Regions from separate parts of the Mus musculus genome. Here region 2 is linked to region 1. A link is a contact called in ENCODE Hi-C data. All regions are on one chromosome and are shown on one strand. Each heading gives the region's core, a stretch centred on a gene start or an enhancer-like site at or near the end of the contact. The rest is flanking DNA. Distances are from core to core; before and after follow the strand shown. Region 1 overlaps Gm36031 (a long non-coding RNA gene). Region 2 overlaps Frmd4a (FERM domain containing 4A).

Evidence for each region. Hi-C counts contacts between places; a loop is a spot of excess contacts on that map.
Region 2: a map of left cerebral cortex shows a loop between it and region 1 (4-fold over the local background). The contact joins two enhancer-like sites. A Hi-C loop is called at or near these places in 9 of 37 maps with a recorded cell type or tissue (Patski, adrenal gland, heart and 1 more).

Annotation. Positions count from the first base shown.
Region 1 is chr2:3,815,173-3,817,872 of GRCm38, forward strand. Gm36031 (a long non-coding RNA gene) reads left to right here. Exons shown (of 5, transcript XR_373951.3): 4 at 262-456. Among named protein-coding and RNA genes, the nearest start is that of Gm36031, 8.7 kb to the left of the region's middle. Within about 2 kb of position 1,417, at least 1 of the 3 ENCODE cell types and tissues checked has a DNase peak (open chromatin) inside an H3K27ac peak, as active enhancers do.
Region 2 is chr2:4,226,377-4,229,098 of GRCm38, forward strand. All of the region lies in intron 1 of Frmd4a (FERM domain containing 4A), which reads left to right. Among named protein-coding and RNA genes, the nearest start is that of Gm39752, 20 kb to the right of the region's middle. Within about 2 kb of position 1,360, at least 1 of the 3 ENCODE cell types and tissues checked has a DNase peak (open chromatin) inside an H3K27ac peak, as active enhancers do.

The sequences.
Region 1 (2,700 bases), core at 167-2,666:
TTCCCCTTTCTTCTGCCTTTGCACCATAAGTGGATAGCTCTGCCCTACCACACGCTCCCCGCCATGAGAGGACTAGATGCAACAGACCCTAGAGCAATAGTAACCAATGCAGACCCCCAAACCTAAATATATCTTTGTAAATGGAGCTTTTCTTTCCTCTTTGTAAGTAGATCATCTCAGATATTTATGCTAGTGGCAGAAAGCTAACAGTGACCTCTGAGCCACAATGATACCATCCCCTTCTGTGAATCCTTGGACCAGGTGCATCTGATTGGATCTGGTCACAGAAGATACTTTGCGAAGTATTCGGATGAATCAACAACCGAGAATCACCGCCAGGAAGGAGGAACTGCCACACCTTCCTTTGTTTATGTTTCCTAGCTGTGGCCTACACAAACCCACATTCAGCCTGACAGAGAGCGGGATCGGTGCTTTCCGGAACCTACTGAAAAACTGGTATTATGATTATATTTTCATGTTCCAGACTTATTGAAATGGCTTTTAGTCCCTATGCTAAGGTCAAAGGTTTAATGGATGCTTAAAAAATCTATTATTTTTATTTCCTACATTTGAGTATTTGCCTGCACATGTGTATGTGTACCACGTGTATCGCTGATGATGGCAGAGTCCAGAAGAGGGTGTTGGATCCCCTGCAGCTGGAGTCACAGATGGTTGTGAGCCTCCTGATGTGAGTGCTGAGAACTGAACCCAGGTCCTCTGGAAGAGCAGCAAGTGCTCTTAACTACTGAGCACCTTATAGGTGTCTAATAATACTTTTTAATCACGTGACATTTTGCTCAAGTCTTCTTTAAACTAGTATGTTGGCTTATATTTACCCATTCTCAATTTTCTTAGTTTTCCAGGAAGGGAGAAAAACCCACTTTTAACATTTTAAATTTAAATTTAAATTTAAATTTTAACATTTAAATGAATACTAGCCTTCAAAGAAACTCTAATAATCACAAGGTAAGAGGTAAATATGGGGGTGAACAGCAACAGCGAGCAGTAGACAAGTAACTCAACACTAGAGGTCCCTCTCTTCTTAAGATCTAAAGGCCTGCCCTGTCTGGGATCTTAGCCAGCTTCAGTGGCTTCTGACTGGGAACAGAAAGTGAGGAGCAAAGGAAATCTGAACCAGAGAATTCTTTGTGGCATTGCAAATTAGATCTCAGGCAGCAGAGGCCTGCATCACTGAGTTCTGGCTCGCCCACAAAGTATTTGCTCCCCAACTCTCAGCCCCAGCTTCATTTTGTTCTATTTCTATCTGCTTCTTAATTTAGCCATGTGACTGCATTCAAACCCTTTTATCTCGTCCCCATCTGGAAGGCAATCTGGGTTGGTCCTGAATTTTTATTCCTGTGGAATAGAAGAGAGTGACAGAGTCCCCACTGCTCCTCCGAGGGTCACTGCGATGCCGAGGTGAACTGAGGGATTTCACAGATCAGGTGGCAAGGGCTCATGGCAGACAGGAAGAAGCTGACATTATTCACACGCAGCTAGCAAGTCAGAGAAATGAGGGCTTAGATGAGGGCTGTTGTTTTCCAGCAAGGGCCAGTGTCTGGCAGGCAAAGAACTAAGGAGACAGTCTCGTGAGAAGGCCAGAGCTTGCTTTTAAAACCGGGAAGACAATGGCGACCAATACTGGGAAGGAAATGGAAAGATCACATAGGAAAGGAAAGCTCTCTTCTTCGTCTTAGTAGTGTCACCTCCGGTGAAGAAGGGGACACCGAGGGTGACAGTCTCTTTGGAGGTCTCCATGATGCTCATGTTTTTCTTTTTAATGTTGTGTGAAATTTTAGCTTCATTGTGAAGTCTAGACAGAGCCTGGTCCTTTCTCTGTGTCTGTCTCCCAGAGGCTTCTGTTTTCTTCTACAGACACACATACCTCAGCATCCTTTGTGGCCTGGTGGTGGAGCTGGAAGCAGCATTGGACACTCTGTAGTGACCAGAAGTAGTGTGTGTGTGTGTGGTATTTGTGTGGTGTGTGTGGTATGTGTTTGTGTGGTGTGTGTGTGTGTGGGGGTGTGGTGTGTATGCTTGTGTGGTGTGTGTATGTGTGTGTGGTGTGTGTATGTGTGTGTGGTGTGTGTGTGTGCTTGTGTGGTATGTGTGTGTGTGGTGTGTGTCTGCTTGTGTGTGGTACATGTGTGTGTATGTGTGCTTTATGTGGTGTGTGTGTGTGTGTGTGTGTGTGTGTGTGTGTGTGGTGTGTCTGTGCATGCAAGCACTTGTGCAAGGCTCATGGTGACTCTGGAAGGAGGTCCAGAAAATTTAGTCAAAACAACGTTACAGTCTAGAAATGGGATCATAAACTCTGGGGACTAGAGGATAAGTCCTTGGCCTTGGAAGCTCCTTTCTCCATTGTGCTAAGTTCAGCCTGAGAAAAACCAGTTCAGGGCTCATGGCCTATGTGCAAGAGCTATGCCTAGTGTTTCTTAGGTCTCAGTCCCCAGTCCCTTTGTTGTCTGTTACCATGTCTAGTGTTCCTTGGGTTCTAGTGTTTCCAAACCTAGGAATTTCCTGAGAATCTCCTGACTAAAATGGCTGTTCTCACACACAGCCAGATACGTCCTTAATGATTTCTACCAAATCCAGTGGCTTTGAATTTGGCATCCATTGCATTCTGCAAAGGCAATCTGAGCCCGAAAAACGCTTTGGCAGTGAGAGCCATCTGCCTGTGGAGAGGCTGGACCCAGTTTA
Region 2 (2,722 bases), core at 110-2,609, 410 kb after region 1:
ATGAGAAGAGTAATATAAAAAGCTTGAGAATTCTCACCAACCAAAAGATGTATCTCGAGGCACTGAGCCCAGCCTATGGAGTTCACTAGTCACAGTTATAAAGTTAAAAGATTTAAAGTACTTGAGATACCTCATTGGCAAGTTGATTCCCTTGCTAATAAGGACCTTTGATCTCTAAACAATTGCAGATGCTTCAGGTGACACACCAAATTCTAACCCCATTCCATTTCCCTCGACCAGAGTCTACGATTTCTGACTGAGTCCTTCTCAGGTCCACTGTACCTTCCCCAGGCCATGTGCCCATACCACGTGTATGTCACCAACATACAGACAGTGGTGGTGTTCTCAGGTTCTCAGCCTCCCACCCGTGTGTGTGTGTGTGTGTGTGTGTGTGTGTGTGTGTGTGTGTGTGTGTATGTGTGTGTGCCCCTTCCTCCTGAGGATTCTGCCGTAGCAGTGAAACACGCATCCACTAGGCTACCAAGCACTTCTCTCTCGGCCATGTTCTTCCCATCTTGTGTGAGGCGGAGCTATAGGAAGTGTGACTTGCTCATGATCTATGACCAGCACAAATATTCTGTCTTGGTGATCCTGTAGCTTCCAGGTCTCAGGCAGAAATAAGAATATCTTTTAGACAAAACATCAGCTTGGAGCCTCTCCGCCAGTCACTATTCAGAGGGTTTTTCCTCCCCAGTCATCCTTAGGTCTCTGCTATAAATACTCTCCCTGCTGCCAGCAACACGTTACTATTTTATACTTACTGTGTGTGCCACACAGTCACAGTGCCACCCACTCCAGAGACATTTCTGCTCTTCTCTTCCTCCCTGAGAATGTCACCTTCGCTCTCCCAGGGAATAACTGGACTTACTCACGTGGAAGAGTACAAGTCTCACAAAGCAATGTATGCCCAGGGGCTGAATTTATGGACTTAGAAAGATAGCACAAAACACGTTCTAGAAAATACCTGTGTATCTGACCTATGAGCCCTGGCTCTCTGCCATAGGCTGGTCCCATCCAGTCAGTGCACACTATGGCCAATGGCTCCCCTCAAGCGGCAAAGGAGAGATTTTCCCACAAGGGAAAACATTCCAGTAAAACTATACCTTCTTGGTTTTAATGGTTAAAAAGGGTGAATTTTTTTCCACCCTCAATAAATAAAGTGTTTTGAGGCCAAGACTCTCGGGAGATAATCATTATAAAAGCTGCCACAGAAACTAGCATGTTTGAAAACACAGAATGAAGCTGGCCTGATTCCCAGCACTCTGGGGAAGAAGATGGGGGGAGAAGGCCTTTGTTCTCCTACAGCAGGTGACAGCACACCGCTGGACTCGCCAGTCCTGTGTGGGAAATGGTGCTGATAAGCCGCCTCATGTTGTGCATGCATGGGGCTAGCTGCCCAGACCAATGAAGAACAGTTGGACAATGGATGGGAAGCTGGCCAGCAGCAATCACATTAGATACCCTTCCCTCCCCCGTGGAAATACCCTTTGAGAGCCAGCAGCAGATCCTGTGGGAAGAAGATGACACTGGGAGCCAACTGTGACAGGAAGATCAGCTGTGAGAGGAAAGAGATTTCAAGTTCTAGGGGCACTCCAAGAAAGTGGCTTTGAAGAGGTGGTGACAAGACTATAGGGGTTAAGGGGATGAGTCCCCACCACCTTCTTTCTCAACTAGGATTTCCTTACAGGTCTGTGATAGAGAAGACCTCTAATCCACCTTGCCTTTGATACCAATGTATCAATGACGGGGGCCCCGCCCTCCGCCGCCTCTGCGCCGTGTATTATCTTCCTAAGTGAACCATGAGGGCTGAGATAGCGGTGTTTGCTATAAGAAGCCTCCCTTCCCCCTGTGTTATTTTCATGGAACCTCCTAACAGCAGACCTGAACTGAAGGTTAGCGTAGCAGTGCTCAGAGGCAAGACATCATGAAGGAGGATGTAAAAAGAAGTTGTGTAAGGTGTGGGGTCAGATGAAGCCCTGGGGAGCTACTGAGAGTAGTTCCAGAATTAAATAGAAACCCAGGATTCCACAATCCCAACAGGAAAGAAACAGTCAGCATGTTGAGACAGAAGCAAGCCCCCCCCCCCACACACACACACATACACATACACACACCTACAGTGGTCTTCATGAGCCAAACAGCTGAGCCCAAAGACAGATCCTAGAAGACACATGAGCACAGCGCAAAGAGAATCTGGGGGATGGGCAGGCTGAAAGAGGTGAGCAAGGTCGGGCACACTTCAGAGTGACTGTCTCATTCATTGGGATCCCTCCTCTGCTCAGTGACATTGTCAGGCAGATGACACAAAGCCAGGCAGAATGGGTAATCTGCTGGTGACAGAATGAACCTCTAGAGGGAACTGCTGCAGGCTGGAAGGGCAGAGTGAGCAGGAGAGAGGAGAGATGTATGCATTTTCAGCTGCTAGGAAACAGCACCAAGGACTTCACTGACAATAAGCCCTGTGGTGTCCACACACAGCTGAAACCATTAAAAAGACCAATGCTCTCTAGCTCTGAGCACGAAGCTATCAGCTTACGATCAGGACAGGAAGAAGATCTTATCATAAGCATCTTGTAGAGAGTCACATGGCTGAGCTGGGGAGATGGCTCAGTTAGTGAAGTGCTTGCCATGGAAGCTCCAGGAGCCGAGTTCAATTTCCAGTTCCCATGGAAAGGGCTGGGAGTGATAGCATTTGTCTGTAATCCCAGCTCAGAGGAGACAG